Regions from separate parts of the Homo sapiens genome. Here region 2 is linked to region 1. Evidence: chromatin loops called from intact Hi-C (ENCODE). Cell type or tissue: heart right ventricle. All regions are shown on one strand. Each heading gives the region's core, and the rest is flanking DNA. Links, peaks and the distances in the headings are about the cores only.

Region 1 (15,042 bases), core at 2,285-10,284:
ATTACAGGCATGAGCCACCGTGCCCAGCCCGGTATGATTGGACTCTAGATGCTGATCCTGGGTCCTGGGATCTGGATTACCGGCTCTTAGTTCTGTATCTGCGTTCCTGCTTCTGGACTTCAGTCTCTGGGCCTGTGTGCTCTGTGTCCTCTCTGTCCACAGCTCCAAGTTCAGCAACTGGGCGGCTGCCTGTCGTCCCTCCATGGATGGGTGCAGAGACCACCTATGGCCACCAGGGGACACCCTTGGTCTACATTTGGTCCAAGCTGCCCGACTGGAGGAGGAGTCTGGGACCACTGTGGCCCAGTTGGACTCAGCCCTTTCAGGAGGACCAGGGGCTGGACATCACTTTCCCCCACTTCCATCCCAGTCTCTGCTGGGACCTGAAATCTGTCAGCCCCCACTGACTCAAACGTGGAGAACTGGACTGAGCACCCCCACAGTGTTCTGAACAGTACCGTGGGACAAGGTGCCTGCCCAGTGAGTAGGTCAGACCCAGGGTTGAAGCCATGTGTGTCCATGAGGGTGACAATGAGTGTCTGAAAACGTGTCCAGGTGTGAAGGCGAGGGTGCACCATTCATCAGGAGTGGCCACATATGACAGCATTGCTAAGAAGTGTGAGCCTGGGAGGCGCGGTGGCTCAGGCCTGTTGTCCTGGCGCATAAGAAAGTGAGGCCCAAGGCCGGGCGGGCGGATCACGAAGTCAGGAGTTCGAGACCAGCCTGACCAACATAGTGAAACCCCGTCTCTACTAAAAATACAAAAATTAGCCTGTCGTGGTGGCGCGTGCCTGTAATCCCAGCTACTTGGGAGGCTGAGGTATGAGAATTGCTTGAACCCAGAAGGCGAAGGTTGCAGTGAGCTGAGATAGTGCCACTGCACTCCAGCCTGGGCAACAAGAGCAAGACTCCGTCTCAAAAAAAAAAAAAAAAAAAAAAAAGTGAGGCCAGGCGTTCAAGCCCTCATCTATGTAACAAAACAACAACAACGACAACAAAAATGTGAACCTGTGTGTTGGATGGTGTGTGGCCACCACTCACTGTATTCACATGTCTGATAAGGTCCTCATGAGACAGTGCACCTACACGGTTGTGTCTATAACTGGGAGATGTCACCAGGAGCCCTTGTATGAGTCCGTGTCCATGTCATATTCATGTGTCTGCGTCTATGATTGTGTCACTAGGAATCTATAGGTATCCATAGGTATGACTGGGACCATCTAGGGGAAGTGTCACTGGGTGACGGTGTCCTGGAGTGTCAGAAACAGTGTCCTGGCTGGGTGCAGGACCTGTAATCCCAGCACTTTGGGAGGCTGAGGCGGGCAGATCACCTAGGTCAGGAGTTCAAGACCAGCCTGGCCAACATGGTGTAACAGTGTCTCTACTAAAAATACAAAAATTAGCCAGGCATGGTGGTGTGTGCCTATAATCCCAGCTACTAGGGAGGCTGAGGTGGGAGAATCGCTTGAACCTGGGAGGCAGAGGTTGTAGTGAGCTGAGATCATGCGCCATTGCACTCCAGCCTGGGTGACAGAGCGAGACTCTGTCTCAAAAAAAAAAAAAAAAAGAAGCAGTGTCCCAGCACTTTGGGAGGCCAAGGTGGGAGGATCATTTGAGCCTAGGAGTTCAAGACCAGCCTGGGCAACATAGCAAGACCCTGTCTCTACAAAAAATTTAAAAAATTAGCGGAACATGGTGGCATGCACCTGTAGTCTCAGCTACTCAGGAGGCTGAGGTGGGAGGATCACTTGAGCCCAGGAGTTCAAGGCTGCAGTGAGCTATGATTGTGCCACTGCACTCCAGGCTGGGTACCAGAGCAAGACTTTGTTTCAAAAATAAATAAATATGGCTGGACATAGTGGCTCATGCCTGTAATTCCAGCACTTTGGGAGGCTGAGATGGGCAGATCACCTGAGGTCAGGAGTTCGAGACCAGCCTGGCCAACATGGCGAAATCTGGTCTCTACCAAAAATACAAAAATCAGCCAGATGTGGTGGCATGTGCCTGTAATCCCAGCTACTCGGGAGGCTGAGGCAGGAGAATGATGGAACCCAGGAGACAGAGGTTGCAGTGAGCTGAGATCGCACCACTGCACTCCAGCTTGGGCGACAGAGTGAGACTCCATCTCAAAATAAATAAATAAATAAAATAAAGAAGCAGTGTTCCTGAAGGCTGAGCCTCTGTGTCAACAGTGTCTTATCAGGGGCTGTGTGAAGGTGTGTAGGACAGAGGGTATGCTTTCTGAGAGTACCAAACCAGGGTGAGTGGAAGGGGCAGGTGGGACCAGAGACTCTCAGAGCAGGGAGCTGGGGTTGTTTCCAAGTTTCTCTCCTTCATTCCCTCACATCTGGGTATATCTCACCCTCCATCTTGCTATGTCTTTTTTTTTTTCCCTTGGGACAGGGTGTGGCTCTGTCACCCAGGCTAGAGTGCAGTGGTGCGATCATGTCTCACTGCAGCCTCAAACTCCTGGGCTCAAGTGATCCTCCCACCTTAGCCGTAGCTGGGACTACAGGTGCAGGACACCACGCTTGGCTAATTAAAAAAATTTCTTTTTTCTTTTTCTTTTTCTTTTTTTCTTTTCTTTTTTTTTTGAGACAGTGTCTCACTCTTGTTGCGCTGGCTGGAGTGCAATGGTGCAATCTCGGCTCACTACAACCTCCGACTCCCAGGTTCAAGCGATTCTCCTGCCTCAGCCTTCCAAGTAGCTGGGATTACAGGCGCATGCCACCACACCTGGCTAATTTTTTGTAGTTTTAGTAGATACGGCGTTTCGCCATGTTGGCCAGGCTGGTCTTGAACTCCTGACCTCAGGTGATCCACTCGCCTTGACCTCCCAAAGTGCTGGGATTACAGGCGTGAGCCATCGCGCCCAGCCCTTAACATGTTTTTTGTAGAGATGAGGTCTTACCATGTTGTCCAGGCTGGTCTCAAACTCCTAGGCTCAAGCATTCCACACACCTTGGCCTTTCAGAGTGCTGGGATTACAGGTGTGAGCCATCACACCCGGCCGCTATGTCTTTCTATGGCTGTGTGTCCTCTGACCTCTCAGCACTTCTGACTTTGTCTGGCTATCCCCATTCCCCTGATTTTTTTTTATTTTTTATTTTTATTTATTTATTTTTTTTGAGACAGGGTCTCACTCTGTCGCCCAGGCTGGAGTGCGATGGTGTGATCTCGGCTCACTGCAACTTCTGCCTCCCAGGCTCAAGAGATTCTCCTGCCTCAGCCTCCCGAGTAGCTGGGATTACAGGCGTCCACCACTACTGCCCGGCTAATTTTTCTATTTTTAGTAGAGACAGGTTTTCACCATGTTGGCCAGGCTACTCTTGAACTCCTGACCTCAAATGATCCACCCGCCTCGGCCTCCCAAAGTGCTGGGATAACAGGCGTCAGCCACCGCACCCAACCCCCCATCCCCTGATTTTTCCCATTGCTAAGCACAGCACACCAGGCAAGGAGGGTCCAGGGGTATTGGCTGACTGGTCCTGTCCCGTCTCTCACCCCAACCCTTCCTCTCCCATCTTGCTCCCGGGCTCTGCCTCTCCGTGGTCTTCTCCCTCCACCCGTCCTTCCTCATTGGTGTGTTTCTCTCCACCTTCCAGGTCTCTCCCGTTGTTTCTCCCTCTTGGATTCCCCATGTCTTTCCCTATCTCTGTCTCTGTCTTTGTCTCTCTTCTGTCTCTTTCCCCACCTTTTTTTTTGTGAGACGGAGTCTCGCTCTGTTGCCCAGGCTGGAGTGCAGTGGTGTGATCTCGGCTCACTGCAAGCTCTACCTCCCAGGTTCACGCCATTCTCCTGCCTCAGCCTCCCGAGTAGCTGGGACTACAGGTGCCCTTCACCACGCCCAGCTAATTTTTTTGTATTTTTAGTAGAGACGGGGTTTCACCATGTTAGCCAGCATGGTCTCGATCTCCTGACCTCGTGATCCGCCCGTCTTGGCCTGCCAAAGTGCTGGGATTACAGTCATGAGACACCGCGCCCGGCCTCCTTTTTTTTTTTTTTTTTTTTTTTTTGAGACACAGTCTCGCTCTGTTGCCCAGGCTGGAGTGCAGTGGCGTGATCTTGGCTCACTGCAACCTCCACCTTCCAGGTTCAAGTGATTCTCCTGCCTCAGCCTCACAAGTAGCTGGGATTACAAGCATGCACCACCACACCCATCTAATTTTTGTATTTTTAGTAGAGACGGGGTTTCACCATGTTGGCCAAGCTGGTCTTGAACCCCTGACCTCGTGATCTGCCTGCCTCAGCCTCCCGAAGTGTTGGGATTACAGGCATGAGCCACTGTGCCCTGCCTTCTTTCCCCTTTTGTGTCTCATTTCTCCCACTCCATCTCCTCTTGTCCATTCTTCCCAGCCCTAAATCTTCTCCTATTTATGTCTCTTTTCATCTCTCTCCTTTTCTCCTAATTTTTCCCTGTCCCTCTCATCTCCCTATCTCTCCTCCTTTTTTCTCTTGTTTATTTATGTATTTATTTTGAGACAGAGTCTCGCTCTGTCACCCAGGCTGGAGTGCAGTGGCGTCATCTCTGCTCACTGCAGCCTCCACCTCCCACATTCAAGCAATTCTCGTGCCCCAGCCTCCGGAGTAGCTGGAATTACAGGCACGTACCACCACACCCGGCTACTTTTTGTATTTTTAGTAGAGACGGGGGTTTCTCCATGTTGGCCAGGCTGGTCTCGAACTCCTGACCTCAAATGATCCGCCCACTTCGGCCTCCCAAAGTGCTAGGATTACAGGTGTGAACCCCCATGCTCGGCCTCCTCTCTCCCTTTATCTCTGTCTCTTCCCGTTTTTTTTCTCTCCCAGTGTCTCCTTATCTGCCTCTCCCTGCCTAGTCTCCCGTCTCTCTCCATCTCTCAGTCTCCGCATCTCTTCTCTCATCATGTCTCTCCCATCTTTTTTCCCCTCATTTCTCTGTCTCTCAGTCTCTCCAGCTTTTCCTGTGTCTCTGTCTCTCCCCATCTCTGTCTCTCCATACCCAGTCCCCATGTCTCTCCATCTCCATGTCTCCCCATCTCTTCTCTCTCCCCATCTCTCTCATCTCTTTCTTTCTTTCTCTTTTTCTTTCTCTCTCTCTCTCTCTCTCTCTCTCTCTCTCGCTTTCTTTCCTCTCTTTCTCTGTCTCTCTCTCTCTCTCTCCTTTCTTTCTTTCTGACGGAGTCTCACTCTGTCGCCAGGCTGGAGTGTAGTGGGGAGATCTTGGCTCAGTGCAACCTCTGCCTCCCGGGTTCAAGCGATTCTCCTGCTTCAGCCTCCCGAATAGCTGGGACTACAGGCGCGCACCACCATGCCCGGCTAATTTTTTGTATTTTAGTAGAGACAGGATTTCATCATGTTGGGCTGGATAGTCTCGATCTCCTGACCTCGTGATCGGCCCGCCTCGGCCTCCTAAAGTGCTGGGATTACACTGCGCTCGGCCTCTCATCTGTTTCTTTCCCCATCCTTCTGTCTCTCAATCTCTCCAGCTTTCTCCGGCCCTCCCAGTGTCTTCATCTCTCCCCATTTCTGTCTCTCCCCACCAGGTCTCCCTATCTCTTCCCATCTCTCTCCGCATCTCTGGGTCTCCCATCTCTGGTCTCTCCCTGTCTCTCTTTTTTCTCTCCCCATTTCTCTGTCTCTCCCCATCTCCGTCTCTCTCATCTCTGGTCTCTCTCATCTCTGGTCTCTCCCTGTCTCTCCTGTCTTTTTCCCTCCCCATTTCTCTGTCTCTCCCCATCCCGGTCTCCCCGTCTCTGTCGGCCCGGGTGGGTCCGGGTGGGTCCGGGACGGCCCGGCCCGGGCGCCGCGGCGAACAATGCCCCATTCACGCGGGCCGCCGGCGCCATGGCAACGCGCCCGCCCCGCCCTCCCTGCGCGCGGGCCGCGCGTGCCAAGAGGATGCCATGGTTACGTCAGGCGCGTGCCCGTCGCGCGCGCCGCCGTCCCGCGCGCTCTTGCAGGGAGGGGCCAGGCCAGCAGGGGGCGCGCGGCAGTAGCCTCTGCCCGGAGTCAGAAGGGGCGGTCTTCCCCACTTCAAGGGGCCTTCAGCTGCTTAGTGCCTCAGTTTCCCCATCTGTAAAACGGGGGCGATGGGCAAAGCTAGATCGGAGTGTGAAAGAGACAGAAGGAGGAAGGGAGAAAGGGGAAGAAGGCGGCGGTGCTCCTTGGGGATGGTTGTGTGTCTGAGTTTGCATGAGTCAGTGGGTATATGTGTGTGCGAATTTGTGGGTCCATGTTTGCGCGCTTGTGTGGGTGTTTTATGAGAAGTTGAGAAGTGGTTGGTTGTAATTTGGGGGTGACTTGGGGCCCATGTGTTTGGAAGTGTGTGTGTTTGTATTTGCACACTTGTGTGTGATGGTATTAGCCGGTATCATTTGTGTGTGATAATGTGTCCGTGTGTTTGTGGTCCTGTGATTGTGCACCCCATGTTTGCCTGTCTGGTGTGTGGTGTGTATAGTGGGTGTCTGTGGTTTGGGTGTGGTTGTGGGTTCGGGGAACTATGTGTCCCATGTTTGCATGTCTGGGGTGTGTGTGTGTGTGTGTGTGTGTGGTGGGTGTCTATAATTTGGGTGTGGTTGTGAGTTCATGTAACTGAACCCCATGTCTGAATGTCTGGTGTGTGTATGTGTATGATGGGTGTCTGTGGTTTGGGTGTGGTCGTATGGTTGTGAGTTCATGTGACTGTGCACCATGTTTGCATGTCTGGTGTGTGTGTGTGTGTGTGTGGTGGGTGTCTATGGTTTGGATGTGGTGTGTGTGGCTGTGTTTGCATGCCTGGTGAGTGTGTGTATGGGTGTATGTGTGTCTGTGATGGTGGATGGCTGTGTTGTTGGGTGTGATTGTGAGTTTGTGTGAATGTTGTTTGCGTGTCACGGGGCCTGTGTTCACAAACTCACGTGTGCTTCTGTGTGGAACTGGGTGTGGGTTCTGAGGACTTCGGGGACCTGGCCAAGTCTCCCTCCCCCACCTGGGGGCCTCCTGGCACGGAAGGGGGTGACCAGCTGCCTGGGACCTCCGACTCCCCACAGGTTCAGGAGAGCCCCAGCTGATGAATATTCATGAGGTGGGGGGGCTGGCACCCACTGCCAACAGCTGCGTGTCCATTAGTCCCCCTCCCTGCTCTTCCTGTACTGACTGCAAAGGGGAGGGGGGGTGTCGGCGTGTGTCTGTCCCTGTTTCCAAGACTCGGGGGCGGGGGTGTCCTAGGGACAATCGTGGGGGCCCAGTCAGCATGCCTGGCTGCTTGTGTGGACGGCTAAGGGGCTGTCTCAATGTTGTGACAGGCACTGGGAGAGTGACTGTTGTGTGACAGGTTGTCCTTGTAATCGTGGTGAGGCTGTCACCCACGGTTGCATTGTAGCTCCTTGGTCTGGGGACTGTGGGCGTTGTGTGGCAGCGTGAGTGAGCTGTGTACCTGTCACCTGCAACAGGGAGACTGTGAGTGTGTGCTATTCGAGTGACTGTGACCAGTGGTCTGTACCTACTGGCTGCCTGCTCTGTGACACAGTGACAACAAGGGTGTGTTATTGTGCTATTGGAATAACTGGGTTGGTTCAAACCTTGATCAAGGGACAGCTGCGGTCTGCACCCTGGGGAGGCAGTGGTCAGAGCTGCTTTTCCTCCTTGTGACTGGGTGGGGCGGTGACTCCGTGTGGCCACGTGGCTAGCACAGCTGCAGGGACATGCGGACTGAGTATATCAGTGTGCCTCTGCTGGCCAGTGTGACGTTGATGTGGTGTGAGGGTCAGAGTGTCGGGGTTCCTGGGAGGATGTGTGAGACCGTGCAGCTGAGGTGTGTGTCACCAGAATTGTCAAGGGTGTGACCGTAGTTCTTCATGTGACAGCGTGGCTGAGGGTGTGATGGTGTTGCTGTGCAGGTGACACTGTGGCAGTGAATGCGTGGATCTTTGTGTGGTTGAAGGTGTGACAGTGATTGTGTTTGATGATCTGAACCAAAGGGCTATGACTGTCCTACCCTCACTTCCAGGCTGCACAGGGAGAGCTGGGTGCTGGAGTGAGGGGGCTCCTGGCATGGGATTGGCAGCTGCCTCGCCAGGGGCCGCACGTCAGCCTGAGACTGGGACACCTGGAGATCTGATGCCAGCTGGGGCACAGAACCTCCTCCCTCCATCTTCCCCTCCATAGGCTGGGTTTGGAGGAGTGGCCTCTAGATGCAGCTGGGACCAGCAGGGGGTGGGGCGGGATGTGCTTCTCTGGTCTAGGGGACTCTGGCCTCTGGCTGGGTGGCCCTGGAGGCCCCAGGTTCCCAGCATACGTGGCTTGGCCAGGAACTCAGTGTGGCCGACTCAGCCCCTCTGATACCCACACCCTGGGACGGCTGAGCATTGCTGGCGGCCCCAGCGGCAGCGCACAGAGGCTCCTTTCACGAGCCAGGGCCAGGTTTCCAGGGCGGGTGGGTCTCCGGCTGGCCCGCTGCAAATGAAACGTTTCCCCAGCTCCTTCCCTTTCGTCTCCAGATGAGCGACGGCCACAGGAGGCCCTGGCCAGGCTGTGCTGCCTAGGCAAGTGTGAGTGTGTGTCTGTGTTTCCCTGTGTGTGTGCACGATCTAGATATCTTTGTGTGACTTTTTGTTTCTTTTTTATTTTTTTTCAAGACAGAGTCTCACTCTGTCACCCAGGCTGGAGTGCAGTGGCACGATCTCAGCTCACTGCAATCTCCGCCTCCCAGGTTCAAGTGATTCTCCTGCCTCAGCCTCCCAAATAGCTGGGATTGCAGGTGTGCGCCACCATGCCCTGCTAATTTTTGTATTTTTAGTAGAGATGGGGTTTTGCCATGTTGGCTAAGCTGGTCTCAAACTCCTGACCTCAGGTGATCCACCCATCTCAGCCTCCCAAAGTGCTGGGATTACAGGTGTGAGCCACTGCGCCCGGCCTGTTTCTTTTTTTGAGATAGGATCTCACTCTGTTGCCCAGGCTGGAATGCTCACTGCAGCCTCAACCTCCCGGACTCAAGTGACCCTCCCACCAGATTAGCTGGGACCACAGATGCACACTCTATGCCTGGAGAATTTATAAATTTTTTGTAGAGACACGGTCTCGCTATGTTGCCCAGGCTGGTCTTGAACCCCTGGGCTCAACCGATCCACCCGCCTCGGCCTCCCAAGGTGCTGGGATTATAGGCGTGAGCCACGGCGCCTGGCCTTTGGTGACTTTTTGTGTGCTACATCTGTGGATGATTTTGAGAACATCAACGTGTGTGACCCATCGGGTACATGCAGTCCTGTGTGAGATTTTTGTGAACCTGTGTGACTTAGTGTGGCCTGTGTGTACCTGTGTAACTCAGCATGAGATTCTGGGAGTCCATGTGACTGTGCGTCTGTGTGTGTCTTTGCAACGCGGTGTATTGTCTGGGTCTCTATGGGGATCTATGTGATGGTGAAGGTCTTTGTGTGTATGACCTGGCTGTCACTCTGTGGGTGGCTCTGGGAAGGCCTGTGTGGGATTTTTGGCGTGACTGTGTGTGTTTGTATGTCTGTGTGATATTCTAGAAGGGTGTGTGATGGTATCTGGGTGACCCTGTGTCTGTGTGTCATTCTGGATTTTATCTGTGGGAACAGAGGAGGAGAGGAAAAGGGGGGAGGGGAGAGGGAAGGAGAAGGGTCTGTATTTCTGTGTGTCTGAGTGTGCCTGTGTATGTTTGGGTGCCCCTGAGTGAGTGTGATAGTGAGAGTCTGGTGTCTGCATTCACATGTGTGTGGTGTGGTTGTGGGTGTCCCTCGAGGTGTGCCTCAGAAGCAACGACCTGTAACTCCCCAAATTGAGTCCCTAATAGGGGCTTCTAGACCACCCTGGAAGGCAGACAGTGATTTCAAGGCTAGGACCCCAGGCCCGGAGCACAGATCATGCCTACCACGCTAAGTACGGGGACATCAGGCCCTCTTGGTGGGAGTGGGGATATCCAGGTTCTACTGGGGGTGCCTAGAGCACCCTTTTCTCCCAGCCTGGCAGCACCCATGGCCTGGCTCCCTGCCTATGCTACATGCCAGATGTTTGCCCACCTCACCCAAGAGCCCTGCTCAGTTGCCAAGCAGCCCTGGAGCCTCACGTTGCCCGGCCCCACATTCTGTGCCCCAGAATGTGGCTGCCAGAGCCCAGATGTTTCAGCCCTCCCCTCACCCACATCCACACTGCCCGCAGCATCCTGGCCAGGTAGTGCCATGGGCCTGGCTGCCGCTTCCTGCTCCTCGTCCTACCCCAACACACCTGCATGGTAGGAACGCACCTGCTGCTAGCCACAGCCAGGTGGGCAGCCTGGCAGGGAGGAATGTGGGGGATTCCAGCTGTGGCATGCCAGCTGTGCCCAGCCCCCTGGCGGCACCCTCCTCCCGTGAGATTTCTCGAAGGCCAGGTGTATCCTAATACTTGGGCCCCGGGGAGGGGGAGAGAGGGAGGGGCAGCGCTGCCCTCTCTGGCAGTCCCTCTGCCTTCCCATAAATTCTTCCCATTGCAGTTGTGGAGGGGAGCAGAGTGAGGGAGTGTGTGTGTGTGTGTGTGTGTGTGTGTGTGTGTGTGTAGGAGGGTGCTGTCAGTGTAGAGGAGGGGTGCTGAATGTGGGGAAAGAACTTTGAATGAGGATGTGTGTGTGAGTGTGAGAGTGAGTGTCTTGTCTGTGTGAGTGTGGATGTGGTGTGACAGTTGTGTTTGAATACAAGGAAGTGTGTGCGTGTGTGGCGTGTACATGGGGAGGGTGTTATGGGAGGAGTATGTGTATACAAATGGAAGTGTATGTGTGTTGTGTGTGTTTTTGTGTGTGAATGGAGGGATGAGTTGTGTGTGTGAATGAATAATAGGTGTTCTGGTGTGATACTGAGTGTCATAGAGTCCGTGACTGTGTGTGTGAAGGATGTGTGTGTGTGCACCTTTGGAAGTCTGGTGTCCTGTGTGTATGAATGGAAGGACAAGTTTGTGTTTGTGAATGAAGGATGAGTGTTGTGTGGGTGTGAATGAAGGGTGTGTTATGTGTGTAAAAATGAAGGAGAGATGGCCGGGCGCAGTGGCTCACGCCTGTAATCCCATCACTTTGGGAGGCTGAGACAGGCGGATCACAAGATCAGGAGATTGAGACCATCCTGGCTAACATGGTGAAACCCCCTCTCTACTAAAAATACAAAAACAAAATTAGCTGGGCGTGGTGGTGGGCGCCTGTAGTCCCAGCTGCTCGGGAGGCTGAGGCAGGAGAATGGTGTGAACCCGGGAGGCGGAGCTTACACTGAGCCAAGATCGCACCACTGCACTCCAGCCCGGGTGACAAGTGAGACTCCGTCTCAAAAAAAAAAAAAAGTAGGAGAGATATGTGTGTGGATGAAGGCTGGGTGTCGTGTATATGTGGATGAAGGATGGGTGTTGTGTGTGTACATAAGGAAGGCTGGGTGTTGTGTGTGTGGATGAAGGCTGGGGTGTGTGCGCGCGTGTATGGAAGGCTGGGTGTTGTGTGTGTGCGTATGGAAGGCTGGGGGTGTGTGTGTGCGTATGGAAGGCTGGGGGGTGTGTGTGTGCGTATGGAAGGCTGGGGTGTGTGTGTGTGCGTATGGAAGGTTGGGTGTTGTGTGTGTGCGTATGGAAGGCTGGGTGTTGTGTGTGTGCGTATGGAAGGCTGGGGGGTGTGTGTGCGCGTATGGAAGGCTGGGTGTTGTGTGTGTGCGTATGGAAGGCTGGTTGTTGTATGTGTGCAAATGGAAGGATGGGTGTTGTGTGTGTGCGTATGGAAGGCTGGGTGTTGTATGTGTGCGTATGGAAGGATGGGTGTTGTGTGTGTGCGTATGGAAGGATGGGTGTTGTGTGTGTGGATGAAGGATGGGCGTTGTGTGTGTGCATGTGAAAGGATGGGCGTTTGTGCATATGGAAGGCTGGGTGTTTTGTGTGTGCATATGAAAGGCTGGGGGTGTGTGTGTGCATATGGAAGGCTGGGTGTTGTGTGTGTGCGTATGGAAGGCTGGGTGTTGTGTGTGTGTGTATGGAAGGCTGGGGGTGTGTGTGTGCATATGGAAGGCTGGGGTGTGTTTGTGTGCGAATGAGAGCCTAGGTCTGGGCCAGGTGCAAGGACCAGGAAGGCCATGAGGGACCATCAGCCCAGGAGCCCGGGGCCTGGGGGCTGGTGGTCACGGCTGGAGCACAGGCTGGCAGGTGGGGTAGGGCAGCCAGAGTTGGGGTTTCTGAGCCATGTGCCCCCTCACAGCCATTTGCAGGGGGGTGGGCAGGGTCTGCCTGGCTCTCAAGATCCTCCAAGCCCCCAGCTCCATGAAGGGTCTCACACCTCCCCGGGCCCTTTCCCACAGCTTCCCCCTCAGTCCCCCCACAGACCCACACTGCTCTGCTGTCCTCTTCACCCAGGACCCCCAGATCCCCCAGACATTGCCTCTGCTCCTTTCCACAGCCATCTGAGCCCCCGCCCTGCCTCCATCCCCCATCACTCCCTCAAAGCCCGCATGTCCCCAACTCCTTCTCCCAGACATCCCAGCCTCTCTAGGGCCCCTCAAAAGCCCCCAGACGCTTTTCCGTTCATCCCTTCTGCCTTTTCCAGCTCCCCTCCCCTCCCTACACCTGGACCCCCATTCTGTCCTCTACCCCTTTCCAGAACCATCCATTCATCGGCCCAACCCCCTTGATCCCCAAATCCCTTTCTGGCCCTTCCTCCAGCCCCTTACCGCTCCCAGCCCCCCACGGGGCCCCGCCCCTTCCCCTCTGCGCCCCCACCCCCACCCCCGCTCCGCTTCCAACCCCTCCCCCGTCCGCCCCTTGGAGCCCCCTCCCTCTTCTGGGGCAGCGGTGGTGTGGAGGCAGGCAGCCGCAGCACTCCTGAAACTTTAAACGGTGTTAAAAGTTTCTGTTTACGAGAAACCCTTGAATTTTTAAGGACATATCGATTCCCTGCTCCACAGCCTTGCCTCGGTGGCGTGGCGGCCTCAGGCACAGTGGGGAGGCCCAGACTGGAGGGAGCCGGGGTTCCGAGGCCCCCAAGCACCGAATGACAGATACACGCCTACCCAGACACACTCTCAGGCACACAGGGACGCGATCCCTGATACACTCACACACACACAGCTAGTCACACACAGACATGGCCTGACACAGACACACATATCAGGACACACAGAGACCCCTCCCTGACACTGACACACGCATACACCAGTGTGTGTATACACACACCGACATGGCCTGACACACACACAGACTCACATCTCTGACACAGGTTTACATTGACCCCCCTCCCTGACACACACACACCCACCCACACACACCCACCCACACACACATACACTCCTAGTTACACACACTGATATGGCCTCACAGACACACACATTGACATGGCCTGACACACACAGACTCACATCTCTGATACAGGTTCACAGGGACTCCCCCTTCCCTGGCACACACACATACACACACCTAGTCACATACACTAACATGGCCTCACATAGACACACACACACGACCTGACACACACAGACACATGTATCTGGACACACAGAGACCTCCTCCCTCATACACAGACACACACACCGACATGGCCTCGCTCTCGCTCTCTCTCACACACACAAACATGCACACACGCATGGCTACACACACTCTCTGGCATGGCCTGACACACACAGGCTCACATCCTTGTCACACAGAGCCCCCATGTCCTGACAGCCCTGATCCCTGACACTCCTGAGCACCTGTGTACACACCCTGGTACACAAAGATCCTCATCACCGCCCTAGGTCCACATAGCAAAACACACACCTAGTGACACCCATTGACACTTTCTGCCCCACAGACCCTGATCACAAACAGGGCTGGCTATGCCCATTGGGCTCTTGCAAGCAGGTCCCAGACCCACTGGGACCCTTGCACAGTCACTCACGTGATCACACTTCAAGACACACACACACACAGACCCATATACACTGACACTGCACTGTTGTCCAGGCTGGAGTGCAGTGGCGCGATCATGGCTCACTGCAACCTCCGCCCCCTGAGCTCAAGCCATCCTTCCACCTCAGCTTTTGGAGTAGCTGAGACCACAGGCACGCACCACCACGCCTGGCTTTTTTTTTTTTTTTTTTTTTTTTGTATTTTTTGTAGAGATGGAATCTCATCATGTTGCCAAGCTGGTCTTGAACTCCTGACCTCAAGCAATCTGCCCATTTCAGACTCCTGAAGTGCTGGGATTATAGGCATGAGCCACCGCATCCGGCCTACACTGACACTTTTTTTTTTTGAGACGGAGTCTCGCTCTGTCGCCCAGGCTGAAGTGCAGTGGCGTGATCTCGGCTCACTGCAAGCTCCGCCTCCCGGGTTCACGCCATTCTCCTGCCTCAGCCTCCCAAGTAGCTGGGATTACAGGCGCCCGCCACCATGCCTGGCTAATGTTTTGTATTTTTAGTAGAGACGGGGTTTCACCGTGTTAGCCATGATGGTCTCGATCTCCTGACCACCCGCCTCGGCCTCCCAAAGTGCTGGGATTACAGGTGTGAGCCACCGTGCCCGGCTGGTGTTTGCTTGCTTGCTTGCTTGCTTTTCTTTTTCTTTCTTTTTCTTTTCTTTCTTTCTTCCTTTCTCTTTTTCTTTTTCTTTTCTTTCTTTCTTTCCTTTCTTCCTTCCTTCCTTTCCTTCCCTCCTCTTCCTTCTTTCTTTCTTTCCTTTGTTTCTTTCTCTCTCTCTCTCTTTTTCTTTTTTTCTTTTCTTTTTTTTGAGATAGAGCCTTGCTCTGTTGCTCAGTCTGGAGTGCAGTGGTTCGATCTCGGCTCACCGCAACCTCTGCCTCCTAGGTTCAAGCAATTCTGCCTCAGCCTCCTGAGTAGCTGGGATTATAGGCGCCTGCTACCATGCCCGGCTAAATTTTATATTTTTAGTAGAGATGGGGTTTCACCATGTTGGTGAGTCTGGTCTCGAGCTCCTGACCTCAGGTGATCTGCCTGCCTCGGCCTCCCAAGGTGCTGGGATTATAGGCATGAGCCACCACGCCTGGCCATGGTCTTTATTTTCTTCCCCCACCATGTCCCCAGTGCTTGGTATAGGACCGGGCAGGCACCTTCTCTGCCTCATGACACCTTA
Region 2 (15,042 bases), core at 3,665-11,664, 51 kb after region 1:
TCCAGAAATAAAATTCGGGTTTGGGGGTGCTTTCAGCACTGCGTCAGGAATGTAATCTAGACTAGAGTGAGCCCTGAGTTTACATGTTGGAGAACTGTGGAGAGGAGAAGGTGGTATTGGAATTCTTGTCCTGAGAGGTTGCTTTGGTAACTGGTTAGAAGCAGGGGACACCACTCTCACCCCCCAAGTCTCTACCTACTTCTGTGGATCTTTCTAGGCCTGCATCCGGCCCTGTGTGACCATCGTGACCCGTCATGCAGAAGGGCCAGGTGCCAGTCATTCCCCCTCCCTTCAGCTTGAATTTTTTCTTTTGTCTTTTTTCTTTTTGGAAAACAGACTGAGAGGGAAAAAAAAGTTATCCCCTCATTCTCTGTCTATACAGCAAGCCAGATTTGGGAGGGTGTGTGCCTGGTAGTATTGGAGGTGACTGGTGGCTTGCAGAAGGCTCGGAGCCTCGAGCTTACCAGTGTGGCCATCAGATACTCCTGCACAAGGGGATTCTGCACCTTCCAATTTTAGAACCAGGGGCTCGAGAGCATCTAAGATGAAAATCAACACTCATCTTCCTCTGAGCTGGCTTCCTCCAACCCCGCTCTCTGACTGGATCCTTGTAGCTGAGTTGTTTCCCTGGCCTCTTTTATTTTAGGCCGAATTCTTGACTGCTGCCAGTGTGGGGCTAAGGTAGGATGAAAAGTATGTGAGGAAGCAGACCGTTTCCTGGCCAGAAGAAAGGCCCCACCATGCCTCCCTGCCAGCTTAAGAGATCATTCGCCCAGGAATATGAGTGAATTCATACCCCATTCCATGTAGCCGAGGCCACTTCTCTGGGCTGGGGCTGAGGCCGAGTCTCCTCTACAAAAGCAGAGTAGGGAACTAAGGGTGTATTTTATATCATTCAGGCCCCAGACTCCAGATAATTTCAGTGAAGGTAGGATTTTTCTCACTGGAATTGCTTTAGTTTGAGTGTGCCTTCCTGAAGTGAGTTGAGGCGAGTTGGCGCAGCCCGGGCCACCAGTGGGCTGCATCACTTGTTCCTCTTTGGAGTTGGGTTGGGTGGTCTTGAGATGGCACAGACCAGGCATGGCTTGCTTCCTCCTTGAGCTGGCAAGAAATAAAAACATTTCTTGCTTTGCTAGAAAATGTCTTCTGTGGCTGAGCCACCAAAGAGCATCGATCTGTGGGCACCACTTTCTCCATGCCCATGCCTGCCAGGCACACTCAGCAGAGCTGCCACTTGCTCCTTCCTTCCAGGATGATAAACTGGGGACAGGGGCCGGGATGGCACAGGCTCAGACAAGAGCTGCTTTGGACTCTGAAATAAGTGTTTTTCCTTTTCTTAAGACAGGGCTGAAGAGCCAGATCTGGGCTGAGCTGGGGGTCCTGGGTTTCATGACAGTAACGGTGATGTGGTGGTAAATGTGGGGGTGTGGCTTTGCTCCCAGGTGCCATTGTCACCCATGGCCTTCCTGAGCCCTTGTTATGTCCCAGATGAAGCTTCAAGAGATGACATGTTCGAGAGGGAATAAAGGACGTGTGTTTGGCGTTGAAACTCCACTCCCAGAATACTGGGTCCAAATACAGAATACTAGGTCCAAAAGGCTGCCATGCGGCTGGCCTTCCTGCTGGGAAGGAGTCTGTCTGTGTGTCTGTCTGTGTTTAGGAAGGGAGGTTGAGGCAGGGCAGGGTCAGAGAGCACTGCCGTGGGGAGGAGGGTATCCATTTCCTGGTGATATCCTTCCATTCAAAGCGGGTATCCCAGAACAGGTGGCCAGGGACGGGTGAGCTGGGGAGGGCCAGGAGAGAGATCTCTGCTTGTGTGAGAAAGGATGGCCGAGCTGGCCTAGAACCGCTGCTAGACTATCTCCAAAGTTTCTGCAGCACCCTGAAGGTGAACCAGTGCCTTCAGACCTTCCCTGACACCTAAGCCTTGGTCCTAGGAAAGAAAAAAAAAAATCCAAAGCTAACAAAATACTTGAGCGAATGGAACTGTCAGCGTCACCCTGTCAGATCCCTCCTGTGCGCCTGCAGCGGAATCCCCACGAAGTCCAGGTATTTGAGTGGTGGCTCTTTTCTTTATCTAAACTCTTTAATGATGGAGAGCTTCCCACATAGAAAGAACTCCTGTGTACCCACCACTAGTGCCAGCAATCGCCAGATCACGGCCAATCTCAATTCAACCATCCTCCCAACTGCCCACCCATGCTGAGTTATTTAGAAGATCCAGGCATTATAGCTTTTCATCTGTAAATGTTTTTGTGCACATCTCTAAAGATACGGACTCTTGAAAAACCAAACCACAATACCACTATTATACCCATTAAAAATTCAGCATTTTTTTTTAGTATCATCAGATACTGGTTAATGTTCACATTTCCCTAATTATCACTTAATTTTTTGTTTATAGTTTGTTTGAATCAGGATCCAGATGGGGTCAGTCCTGCATTGCGATGGGTTGATCAGTCTCAAAAGACTCATCATAATCTCTAGGTAGTCCTTCTCCTCTTCCTCTTCCTTAGTCTTGGTTTCTTTTCTGGCAGTTGTCATTGTTGTTGTCGTTGAAGGAAACAGGTTGTTTGTCCTGTGGGGTTTCCTCAGCTGGACTCTGCAGGCTGCGCTGCCCCGAGTGATTCAGTGAGTGTGGTGCTCTGAGAGCAGATTCGGCCTCCCCTCCCTCCCTACCTTCAGGTCCCGGGACAGCTGAGCTTAGCCTTACCTGTCGCAGGAAATGGGTTAGCACCTGAAGATTTGTCTAAGTGAACTTTTTCACCTGTGGGGTTGCCTTCTCAGGTATGAGAGCTTCTTGGTTTCGGCACTCTAGTTTAGGGTTTGGGGCTTTGTAGCAGGCACTAGTTTTCAGGTCTGAGGGAGGGCTGCCCATCCACGTCCTTCCTTGGCGGTGGAGGGCATTGTTCAGCTGTGTCCATACTGCCAAGACGGGGCTGGTGCCAGCGAGGTTCCCCAAGCCTTTGCTGGATGCCCAACCCGACTGTTGGCTCTGGGGTGAGTATGTGGGAGGGTCCACAGGAGCACCCGCCGCTTTCTCCAGGTCCACCCCCACCATGGACCCTGTGCCGCCTCATCCATTGCCTCCTTTTTCAAGGCCCAGAAATGCCACTGGTCTGCGTCTTTGAGGCAGCGCCATCTGGTGCCAGGGCTGACAAAGATCGCAGGGCCCTGGAACTGACGCCTAAAATTAGCAGGATCTACAGATTATCTTTTAACCCAATGTAGGGTCCCCTTTAGAACATCCCAGAAGAGGTGTCACTGTCATTCAAAGGTCAGCTTTGGTTGTAAAATTCTTCCATTCTTCCATGTCTAGCTTGTAGGATGGTTCCAGGGATTAAACCAGCTAATATGTAAAGATACCGGCACATAGCAGGACGGCAGCTGCTGTGATTGAGGACAATTGTTATGATTTAGGGAGCCCAAGGCTGACTCTCTGTCACCTTTACTTGTTGGTCTTTTTTTTCTCTTAAGGGATGACCCAGGTGAAAGCTGATTTTCCTGTAACAGGACAGCATTTGAAATACCAAAGGCAGCTCTTATGTCTCCCTTCCACCCTTCTCCCCAGGAAGCTGTCTCCTCTCCAGCCTGAATATCACCAGTCCCTAATGCCTCCCACATTTCACATGGCTCCTAGTGCCCTTGCCATTTTGGTAACCACCTCCTGGAAGCCCTCTGGTTTGTTTTGGTCCCTCTGATTCATAAAATTTCTGAAACTGGAGTGTTCAGAATTGAACACAGAAACTCCAAGCATGATCAGATCCTAGCCAGCCATGGTGGCTACATAATTTTCAGGGCCTTCCAGCTACATACTGTGCAGGGCTCAGTGCAAAATGAAAATGTGGGGCTCCTTGTTCAAAATTTTTAGGAATTACAGCACGACATCAGTTAGAGCATTTAACCAAGCGTGGGGGGCACGCAAGTTGCACACCCGTGAAGCTGGCCCTGGCCACCTTTGTTTTGGACATTCGTGTCTGTTAATACAACTTGGGGTGCTGGGTCTGGGTGATGTGGAATAATGATGGGGCTCAGGCTGGCCTCAGAGCGGGGCATGACCCCAAAGAGGAGAACAGAAATGCCCAGACCCAATCCTTATGCTTGGGCTTGGTCTTATTCTCAGACTCCTTTGACCACCTGCTCTTGTCCCTTTTGTTCATAGTGCTGTCCACCCAACCAGTCAAGAGCTCCCATTGCCTACAACATGCAGGGGGTTTCTCAGTAGAGTGCTTGCTCTGCTGGCTGAATTGGAGGCTATGACATGGGGGAAAAAAGAGTCACCTTTGTCGGAGCTTGAGCCAGCAAAGCGCCGACCGTGAACAAGCCAGAGGGGACCTAGAGGCCTGATCCCATAATTATGGGCATGGTGACCAGCCGTGCTCTATTGCTGACCCAGAGGAAACAGGGCTACTCTGCAGCAGAAGGGCTGGGGTCCAGACGTGCAGAAGGACTTCCTGAGAACTTGGTTTACTTTTTGGCGCTTCCAAAGCATGGTAGAATTCCCTTTATCCATGAAATGCACACTTAGTCAACTTACTGTGAGCAAGGTCCTGGCCTAGGGGTTCCTAGATCTCTAAGAATAAGAGAATCTTGCGTGTACCTGGCAGGCTTTGGGTAAAGGCCCGATGATATCTTCTAGAAGGCTTCCTCCCGTAGGCGTAGGCGTGAACCTGCAGTGACCCATGCTGGAGGGGAGGGAAAGCCCAAAGGGCCTTATTTGGGGGATAGCTCACAGTGGGCTGTGAATTGGGAGGCAAGGTCCTTCTTGGCCACCCTCTAGTGTTACAGAGACCTGGGATGCCAGAGGAAGAGTGGGTTAGAAGGGGTAATGAGGCCAGTGCTACGTTCTCCCTCTGTCCTGGCTTCCTGTAGCAGCTGGGCAGAGAGGGGACAGCTGAGTGTCCCCTTTTCTGCCTAGGGAAGAAGGTGACTCCCTCCCCACCCCTTTTTCTCTTTGCCCTGTCCGTCCCATCCCTCCACCCCCGCCCTTCTGTCTCAGGAGCTGCCACGCTTCAGTTATTTTATCCTTCAGTGTCCGATTCAGAAGTCTTTTCAAAGGCCCCAGCCGTGTCAGCGCGGTGCTCGCACAAAAGGCCTCTTTGATTTCTTGTTTGTTTTCATTTGCCAGTGGAGGGGGAGGGGGGCAGGAGAGAAAGAGCTTCTGGGTTTTAAAATTTTTATTTGGGTTGCTTCATTCTCAGAGGAGTTGGCTCCCTGGAACTCCTTTCTGAGTTGGGGGCTCAGAGTTGAACGGCAGCCTTCTGAAGAGAGGGCTAGTGTAGGAGTGGAGGGTTGGGTGGAGCTCCCAGGGTGACAGGAGGAGGTGTAGGGGTTTAAATATAGTTATTGATTCATCCTACAAACACTTTGGGCAGATCTTATGTGCTAGGCCTAAGGGCAGCCCTGCCTGTTGGGTAGAGGAAAGGTCTGAGGTGTCTGGCACATGACATTCCCCTGTGTGTTGCATCGTTCGAGGACTCCTCACAGCTGTGGATTTGCACAGTTGTGAACTTTGACTTTGTTATTTTTCCTTTTTTGTCCCAGATTCCGCCTTTGAAGGGATTCTACTAGCATACACACTTCTTGGAGACTCAGTACTTCAGAATACAGGTTGGGGCTTCCCACCCTAAATCAGAGAATGAGGGAGAGGGAGTGAGAGGTTTATAGAGCAGCTAGGTGTCTTCCTGGGAATGGTGTGCAGAGGACCTGGGCCCACAGCTTGTTTTGGACTTTGAGGGCAGGTCAGTGCTGCTGAGACCTTGGTGAGTAGGGAGTTGAGGCCAAAAAGAAATGGAAGGCCATGTTTGTCCAAGGTTTCGAACAAGAGACACCCAAACCAGTGCCTGTTGGGGTGCGTACCTTAACACATGTGGGCACGTCCCTATATCCCAGTAAGAAGAGGTGCAGCCTGCTGGTTTACATGCCTGTATGGAGGCCTAATTGTCAGGGCTTGGGAAGAGAGTGCCACAGACCGAGACTCAGGCAGGTGGTCACGGGCATCAGCAACAGGGAAGTGTGCCCATTGGGTGAGGGGGGGCTCACAGGGCCTGGTTGGCAGACGGGAGGAGGAGGCTGGGGGGCTGAGAGATAGATAAATATAGCTGATGGCATTTCTGATGATAGGTTTTTCTTGGCACCAAGGGCACCGTGGAAAACAGCACGACAAACGCCCGGCCCTGCAGGCCGCCGTCGCCATTTTAAGCATGTTTGAGTTTAAGGGTTGTTGGCGTTAGAATAGGGTCCCAGGAGGAGGAGGGCCTAGGGAGGAGAAGTTTGGCTGGACTGGACCTTACCCCCCAGGTGCCTGGGTCCCTTACTTTGTCTATAATGGATATCTCGTACCTTATTTCCTGGCCCTTTGGGGATTTAAAAAATATTCTGGGGCTGCCCTTTATGGGTCTGTCTCCCAAGTGACTTATTTCACCACCAGCTGCCATGGACTATCAGTAGGGGGCATCTTGGCTCTTCTCTCACTCCTGATGCCTTACTGATGACATGGCATGCCACCACCACCCCAGTACAGGGTACTTATTAGCTGTTATTTGGGGACACCCAATAACTTAAGGGGCACCTGTTTGTCCAGGCTCCTAACAACTTCTTGTCCCCTGTGGGCATGCCCTTGGTCTCTATCCCCTGCTTTAATTCCATTTTTCCATTGAAGGCCCTCTATGGCTTTAGCACCAGGCTAAGTCCTCTCTATGTATTAATTCCCTGAATTCTCACCCTGATTCTAGTTTTAAGCCTGTGCTCCTGGCTGGGTGTGTGTGCACTCAGGTGATGTGCATAATATGTGTAGTGAGGAATCAGCAAACCAGACCTGGGGACCAGGGAGGCTTCCTAGAAGACGACCTACTTGACCTGCACCTTGAAAGACAGTGAGGAATTAGCTCGTTTTGTCAGCTGCCTGAGCCTTCTCAGTGTGCCTGGAGCTGATTCCCTCCTCACAATGGTTGAGTGATATAGACAGGGCAGGTATTATTGTATCTACTGTACAGAGGAGGACCCGAAGTACAGAGATGACAGGGGACTCTGGTCACATGATGAGTTTCTGGCAGAAGGGGCCGGCTTCTAGGTCACTGAGTACCTGGAGCTCATTCTGAGGGCATCGCTGCTCCTTGAACTTCATCAGGATTACTGGCTTTGGCAGAGTCTCAGAGGAGAAAACCTCAAGGGTCCCTGTTGGAGCCAGTTTCATCATTGTGGTCTCTGTCACTCTCTAGAAGAGAGCCCAGCTTGCGGCTCAGCTCAAGGGCTCCCCCAGTGGCTGAGTATGTGGGGTGGAAACAGAGAATGGGCACCTGGCCCTGTCCTGACACTGGCCTCCCTCCCTCCTGACAGGCCATGGCTCCCTGGATCCCTGCCACCAACCTCGAGAGGCAGCATGCTAGCATAGACGGGCTGAGTCTAGCATAGACAGGGGCCAGGTTGGCTGGATGCTCTCACCCTGCTGCAGCCAGCTCTGCTTCTTTTCATATCTCCCTGGAGCATGGGGGAGGGATCCCACCTGACCTTCTCAGGTAGAGGAGGCAGGAAGTCTAGGTGTGAGGCCAGGCAGGTTCTGCTAGACCTTGGGATTCCTGATCCTTGCACTGTCACACCCTTTTCCTGGGAGTGTCCTTGGAATCAGTTTGAAATAAAAATGAATGTAATTATCATAATTAACCAGGTGATCGCTGGAAGTTTTACAATAATCTGCTACTCATTGCCTTTTTCACTTCTTCACATTGACTCTCACCTTTATCCCTTTCTTAAAGTTGGAAAACTCTCGGGGTGTGTATATAAAAACTCTCCTAGCATGACTAAGGCTGGGTTCAGGGAGAGGCTGGCTCACCGCTCTAGATTTTCGTCTGTGTCCATGATAATTAGACAGAGGCTTACCTCTCACCATTGATATCAGCTCCCCTTGAGCAGCATTTCCCAACTGCGGAACTGTTGACATTCGAGTGAGATCATTCTGTGTCTTGGGGGACTGTCTTGGACATTGTAGAGTTTTAGCGGAATCTCTGGCCTTGACCCGCTAGAAATCAGTTGCACCTCCCTCCCCAAGGTGTGACAACCAAAAATATCTCCAGACATTTCTAAGAGTTCCCTGGGAACAGAATCATGCATGGCTGAGAACCTCTGGCCTGGAAGAAACAGGGATTCAGACAGAATGCCACCTGTGTTCACCTCTTGCCTCACCGCCAGTTTAGGTCCTCATTTACCTTGTGTTGAATGTCGACTGAACCTCTGAGCATCGTCTACTCCTGTGTGTCCTGTGTTGTTTTCGCTTTTCCGGATAGCAGAGCCCTGGGCTGAAGCAGTTTGGGGGCTTTCCCCTTTCACCTCCCCCTGGTTGGAACTGTAAGCCTGCCTCCAAGTCCCCTACTGAGTTATTCCTCTCTGATTTTTTGCATAGTGGTCTCTGTGTGCTGGGGCTGCTGATCTGGGGAACAGGACAGGGGATCTGCTACTGGGCTGACCCAGGCCTGTGCAGCAACCGGTAATCCTGTCAGGCCCGTATCAGACCCCAAAGAACAGCAGACGTTTGTTTCTGCAGCATGAGACACGGAGACCAGAACTGTTGTCTGGGTCTTAGTACTACTCTTTTTAAATGATTTGATTTTTTTTTTTTATTATAGTAGTAAAACACATTCTTTGTAAAAATTTAACAATAGAGAATGTGAGAGACAGACAGGTTCCCCAAACTACTGTCCTGTGCCTGAGACAACTTCACTTCGCAGATCCATGTTAGTTCTTCGAATTTTTTTCATCAATTCATATATCAAGTAACTTTTAAATATAGAGGTATCTATTTTAAGAGCAGATGGTATGTTTGGGCTAATTGAATTGGCTCCGTCAAGTGCCATTGTGGTCTTAACTCTTCCCACCCGCTGCCTTTTGTACCCTTGCCCGCATCATCCCAAGTGCAGAGCCAATGTCCCTGTCTTCTTTTCCCTGAGGTGACAGTTTCAGCGTGTCATTCCTGGGAGGAGTGACCAACAGGGCATGTACTGGTGTCTGAGTGGTTAGGATCCCACTCTGGGGGATTCCTGCTGGTGGTATAACCCCGACCACAGAAGTCAGGGCCTAAGCCTCAGCCTGCCCTGAGATCCCCACCAAGGGGGCTGCGGCTGGAGGGAGGGGCCCCTGGGAAGTATCCTGCTTGGCTGCACCTGGCTTGGCCTCTGGAGTCGACTTCCCAAGTCTCCTAGGAAGGCGAGGGCTCTCCTTCGTGTGGAGTAGACCCTTCGCCAACTGGCCTGGCGTGTCCGGGAGGCTTCCTTTCTTAAAATGGGGGGATGAAGCGTCAGTCATGCTTCCAGGATTTATTTCATCATAATTGTTTGTTTTGGGTTTAACAATACAGCAGGGAGAAGAGTGGCAGAGGAAGAAGAGCGTCCTCTCCAGGCCAGGGGTGGGGCTGTGGAAATGAGAAACCGGACGAGACAGAGAGGGAATCCAGAGAGGGCTTTGCGGTTGAGTCTGCCAGTCTGGAGAAGGCTGCTCTCCAGACAGCTGAGAGTAGGGTGACACCTGGTGACTCTTGTGGACTGGGCGGAGCTGTGTGGAGCGATCGGGAGATCCCCGGAGGCGACCTGCAGGAGGCCAGCCGAGTGCAGCCCTTGGGGAGTGTGTCCTTATTATGCCTGCAGATTATATCCCCATTAGCGCATAATTATTATATAATGGGCGTTATTGCATAATGGCAGTTATATAACAGGTGGCCCAGAATACAGACAGGGGGTGTAATAAGTGTATATCCTCTGGCTATAAATAGCCACCAGCCCCACACCAAATATGTGGTCACACCAGAGCCACCTTATAAATACCCGTGCTGGGCTATAAATTTCTGAGCAGTGACGTCAGCGGGCATGGTACCTAGTTAGGGGGTGGTAGGAGGGACCTGCGGCCCCACCCGGACACATGACATCATTGTTTCCTTAGTAACAGGAATGCTCCCGGGGGACCAAGTGAAGAAAGGCCTTTAAAGGGAGGAGGCAAATGGATAGGAAGCTTGAGTTGGGGGTGGGTGCTAAGCCTGGGCTGAACAGGGTGAGGTCTCCTGGGCAGAGTCCTTAATGGGTGAGACAGGCCATCTGCCCTTGGGTATTTGACCCAACGGGAAGCAAGGCAGTAGACTCCGTTTCCTTTCATCTTTAGGGGGTCTCAAGTCCCCTTTCCTGTGTGTAGCAGATTCTGCCAGCCTTGGCTGTGTGTCAGGGAGAAGAGGGGAGCTACAGAGTCTTCCCTGTCCTTCTCTCTCCCAGGTGACCTCTACAGGGCTCTGGGGCCACTTGCTTAAGGGAGACCCGACTTCTGCACCCGGTCATATCCTCCCCAGGGCATGACCACTTCCCCTACCAGACGTAGTAGGCCAGTTTCAGCCTTAGTAATCTAAGAAATATGTGAGCAATTTGATGCGGATCTCAGAGAGCCTCGTGGAAGTAATGGCGCTGAGAGATGGCGCCTGGGGAAGAAAGAGGAGACAAGGATAGTATTCTGGCCCCAGAAGAAACTATGAGGTGGGATATAATCTTTTTAGGTGTATGGGAGATTGCTTCATATAGGGTGGGGAAGAACTAGTCTTCATAGCCCTGAGCATAGAGGAGGAAATTTGCCTTTGGCAGATGAGGGGATTGGAAGAAGGCTGGATGACCAACTCGTCCTGGTTTGCTCAGAGTTTCACAGCCCCTCACCTCGGTAAACCCCTCAGTCTCCAGCAAACTGGGATTGTTGGTCACCCTAGAACAGTGATTTTCAACCAAGGGCAATTTTGTCCCGCAGGGAACATTTGGCAATGTCTGTGAACACTTTTGGTTGTCACAGTTGTGGGGGGAGGGTGCTATTGGAATCTAGTGGGAAGAGTCTACTGCATATGACAGTCCCCCAGGAACAAAGAATCATCTCGCCCCCAAACGTCACAAGTGCGGAGGTGGAGAAACCCAGCCTTAGAGGGAGAATAAGCAGACCCTGCTGTGCGTGGTCTCTCCTCAGGACGCCTCTTGCCTCTGCTAGCAGAGTGGGCTGCTTGGCTGCCTTCCTGAATTTCTTGCAGCTCTTGTTTTCTGTGCTTTGATTGGTTGTGTTTAGGGTTCTGTGGCCTGGAAACCTTTTCTAGGAAATCGTGTGGCTTCTGAGAGGGTCTTTCCCATCTCAAAGCTCAGAGACCCTTTGAGACAGTGCCATCTCAAAGTGAGACAGTGCTGACAGCAAGCCCTGCCAGGCAGTATGGTATTGGTGTGGATCCTTCATCTGTTATTTAAAAAAGAATGGAAAAATCATCAAATACCTATCCCTTATTGCCTACCAAAGAGTTTCTAAAAGGCAAAGCCTGCCTGTTTTCCCTGCCTTTCAGGTCACCTCTTCCCATATAGACCTGAACAGGCCACTGCGGCTCCTGGGGCTTCCTGAGCGTAGCAGTCCCAGGGTGAGAACTCACTTCCATAAAAGCCAGTTTCCCAGACCCAGTGACCAGGGCTGGACTCTGCCACCCAAAGAAGCTTCCCAAATGAAACAAATGAGGCAGGAGCAGGAGAGAGCCAAATCCTATTCTGGCACATGGAGTTTACAGAAATCTAGGTTCTAAGTGTTCTCATGTCATTTATAGAAGTTTCCGTTTAGCCCGGCATATGTGAAATGTAATCATGAAAGCATAGCAGACACTGTTTTTCACCTGCCTTTAGTGCCTGTTTAGTTTACTACCTGGCTGCAGTTGACTTGGCGCCCTCTGGCCTTGACCACATGCATAGCGTGGCCAACTGGGTCATCGTTTCTGCTGGCCTCGGACAGGGCCCACAGATGAAGGCCAGGATGGTGGTGGTGGCGCAGTGGTCTGGTCTGCACCAGAGATTTGGCCAGAGAGAGGGGATCAGCTGGGCTGTGGGCTACCCGTTGTGTGTGTCAGGCCCAACTTTTGAGTTTGGACTTGAGATTGAGGCAGCTAATAAGCGTGGATGGGGAGGAAGGGCCCAAGGGTCTACATGCAAGGTCCTGCCTGCTGTGCCAAAGGGGACTCTGTGGGGAACAGTGCTGGCTCCGAACACAAAGGCCATTGCTCCATGGAGCAATAATCCTCAGGATATTGCCAGCCCAAAAGATATGGCCAAGAGAGAGGCCTCTGCCCTGAGGACAATGGCCAGATTTCTCTCACTTATTTATGGTATCGTGGTTTACAAAGTGGGCCCAGCACACAAATCTCTGGGCATAGTTTCAAATACATGCATTTCTTTTAAATTAAACACCCCCCCCCACACACACACATACACGTGTGTGTGTGTGTGTAGGGTCTGTTCAAGCCCTGCTGCTGCCCAGGAGTGTTCCCAGCCACGTGGGACAGTAACTGAGGATGATGGTACTGAAGCCACTGTCTAATATTAGATTTTGTAACTCAGAGATTCATTAATATAATTACTCAGATGCCAGCCTGGCTTGGCAAGGCCTCTTGAATTGTGTTCCTCTTCAACAAAGTGCTCCGGCTGCAGAAATGCCCCTGGTGAGCCTGAGCTCTGCTACCTTGCCTGTGAATGGGGCAGAAGGCATGTGTTGGCCTCCTCACTGCACCCTGGGAGAGGCAGTGCATCCCCATGGTGGCAAGTCTTGCCTTTACATGTCTTGTCACGAAAACAGGGACCTTGGAGAGTCTGCTGCAGAGGGGAGCAATCTGCTGGGCGAGGCCCCGTTTCTATGCAAGTTGGCCCTGGGCTCAGCTGGGGGCCAGTTTATTTTGCTCCGTTGTGATACTTAGCATGCAGTTTTTAGTTTCTCTTAGGCTGGAATCTTGGAGCTGGGACTGTGTTTTATCCGCCTTTGCATCTGTCTCTCGCGCAGCTTATAGTTTTATACGCTCCATAAACCCATTTTGAATATTGAATTACCTTCAGATGGGAAGCAGCCCATGGCCCATCCTTGAGATGATGTAAAGGCTCACGATGGTATAAAAATCAGAAAGGGGGCTGATGAAGGAAGAGAGCCAAGATGGGAAAGTGGCAGGTGTGCTCTCTGAGTGGGCATTATGAGGGGAGAATCCTGACAGAGGAGGGGCAGTGGAAGCTTCCAGAATGCTGGAAGGAGTGTGGCAGGCAAGTGAGAAGCTGTGGGTTAATGGGTTCAAAGAGACTTGGTTTTTCAAAATACTTGTTTTTATTTTATGTGAATGAGCTCTCAGGAAAATGGGGAAGGAGCAGCCTTCTTCTCAGCCCCTTCCTTCACCCCTGCCCCCGCTGAGTACCTTGTTACAGGGGCTACTGCTTGGTGGGCTCAGCCCACCCCACCCTCTCATAGGCCTTTTCTTGGTCTCCTTGGCTGTCCCTGCTAAATAGTCATCTTTGGGGACATCCTCCCTTTTGGCCACAAAGCACACAGCCCCCCAGAGGCCATGTCCTCTCCAGACTTGGTCTGCGGAGCAGCCAAACTCACTCGTGACAGGGTCTCTTCCCGTGCCAGATCTTCCCTGCCACGCTAGCCTGGTGGATGCCCTGCGGCAGGGATTGGCAGGGATCAGTCCTGGGCCCACTGGGATTGCTTGCCTTTTGCTCTGAGGCTTTTCCTCGCCTCCCTCCCTCTCCTCAGGAGCCCTGGCCTCCAGGCTCCTTGTATGGACAGACTCATGGCTGCTATTCCTGCCCTCCATCTCCTGGAGACCCCTTCAGTCTGGGCCTCTCGGGTCAGAGATGACTGCCGTCCTCCAGCTGGTACATGTGCTTGCGGCTCTGGTAGCTGGGTTTGGTTATTAACAATGAATTATTAAAGGAATGTGAATAGGGAGGGAGGTTTGTCTTTCACACACTCGCGCACACACACAGCCACTTCTCGAAGCAGATCTTAAAGTTGATTCTGCTGCCGCTGCTGTACCTTTGCTTGCCTCGGATCTTAGAACTGTTTCCAGTAGTTTTTGAGTGAATTCCGAGCACTCCACTTTCTACCTTAAGACTCTCTAGATAGCTCCTTCCTCCTCTCTCACCTGGTCCTAAACCTCTTTCCTCTGGCCCCATGTGCCAGTTCTTGACTTTCTCTGAGACCGGTTTTCCCCTCTGAAGTCCTCCTTGTTCAGTGGAAAGGTAGCTAGAGGCCCACCAGGCACCCGGTCTTGGTAGTGTCACATGCCACAGCATGACAGTAACATGAGGACATTTCCCTCCTTGCTACCACTCTTTGGGCTGGAGTCCACTTGAGCATGAAAGTTCAGGAGGCCAAGCCTGCCTCTCACAAACTCTGGACACACAGGGGCTTAGTTTCACGATCAGCTGATTATGTTGTTCTATGATTTGGGGAGTGTGCCTGGTACGTACAGTCCCTCATCTGTCCACTGTTTTAAAAAGGTTATTTTTCTTATTATAAGACTACTGTACATTCATAATAAAAATACAAAATTAGCATGAAGTCAGGGGGTGGAAATTAAAATTATACAATTATGCCACTGAAATAACTGCTATTAACTTTTGTTGCATTTTCCCTTACTTATTCATGCACATATTTTATTTTTTACTGGAATTTATAGTATAGACACTTAGGGATGCTGCTTTTAAAATTTAATACTGCAGGGCGCAGTGGCTCATGCCTATAATCCCAGCACTTTGGGAGGCCGAGGCAGGCAGATCACGAGATCAGGAGTTCAAGACCAGCCTGACCAACACGGTGAAACCCCGTCTCTACTAAAAATACAAAATTAGCCAGGCATGGAGGCACATGCCTGTAATCTCAGCTGCTCAGGAGGCTGAGGCAGGAGAATCACTTGAACCCGGGAGGCAGAGGTTGCAGTCAGCCGAGATCGTGCCACTGCACTCCAGCCTGGGCAACAGAGCCAGACTCCGTCTCAAAAAAAAAAAAAAAAATCAGTACCATTGTGTATTCTACTATGTCGCTATTTTTCAAAATCTAATTTTTAGTGGTTTAGCATCTTTTCTTTTTCTTGTTTGTTTGTTTGTTTGTTAGTTTTTGAGATGGAGTCTCGCTCTGTCGCCCAGGCTGGAGTGCAGTGGCGCAATCTCAGGTCGCTGCAAGTTCCGCCTCCCAGATTCACGCCATTCTGCTGCCTCAGCCTCCCGAGTAGCTGGGACTACA

The links. Hi-C counts contacts between places; a loop is a spot of excess contacts. Peaks named below come from ENCODE experiments on the same cell type or tissue, not always from the same donor. Only the 100,000 strongest peaks of a DNase experiment are listed, where the experiment ranks them.
Region 2: a loop joins it to region 1, with 2.9 times the contacts of the local background. A loop is called at or near these places in 72 of 110 quality-filtered maps.

What each region holds. Positions count from the first base shown.
Region 1 is chr19:12,977,792-12,992,833 of GRCh38, forward strand. No RefSeq gene overlaps it. Among named protein-coding and RNA genes, the nearest start is that of NFIX, 10 kb to the right of the region's middle. RefSeq lists a silencer at 5,795-6,044 and an enhancer at 6,622-7,147. In heart right ventricle, for the core only: a CTCF peak has its summit at 5,968 (motif pointing right); DNase peaks (open chromatin) are centred at 5,940, 6,905, 7,640, 8,192 and 4 weaker places; H3K4me3 peaks cover 770 bases; H3K27ac peaks cover 1,700 bases.
Region 2 is chr19:13,026,998-13,042,039 of GRCh38, forward strand. The region is part of intron 2 of NFIX (nuclear factor I X); the gene reads left to right. Among named protein-coding and RNA genes, the nearest start is that of NFIX-AS1, 19 kb to the left of the region's middle. In heart right ventricle, for the core only: CTCF peaks have their summits at 6,417 (motif pointing right), 7,262 and 9,471 (motif pointing left); DNase peaks (open chromatin) are centred at 7,304 and 9,920; H3K27ac peaks cover 8,000 bases.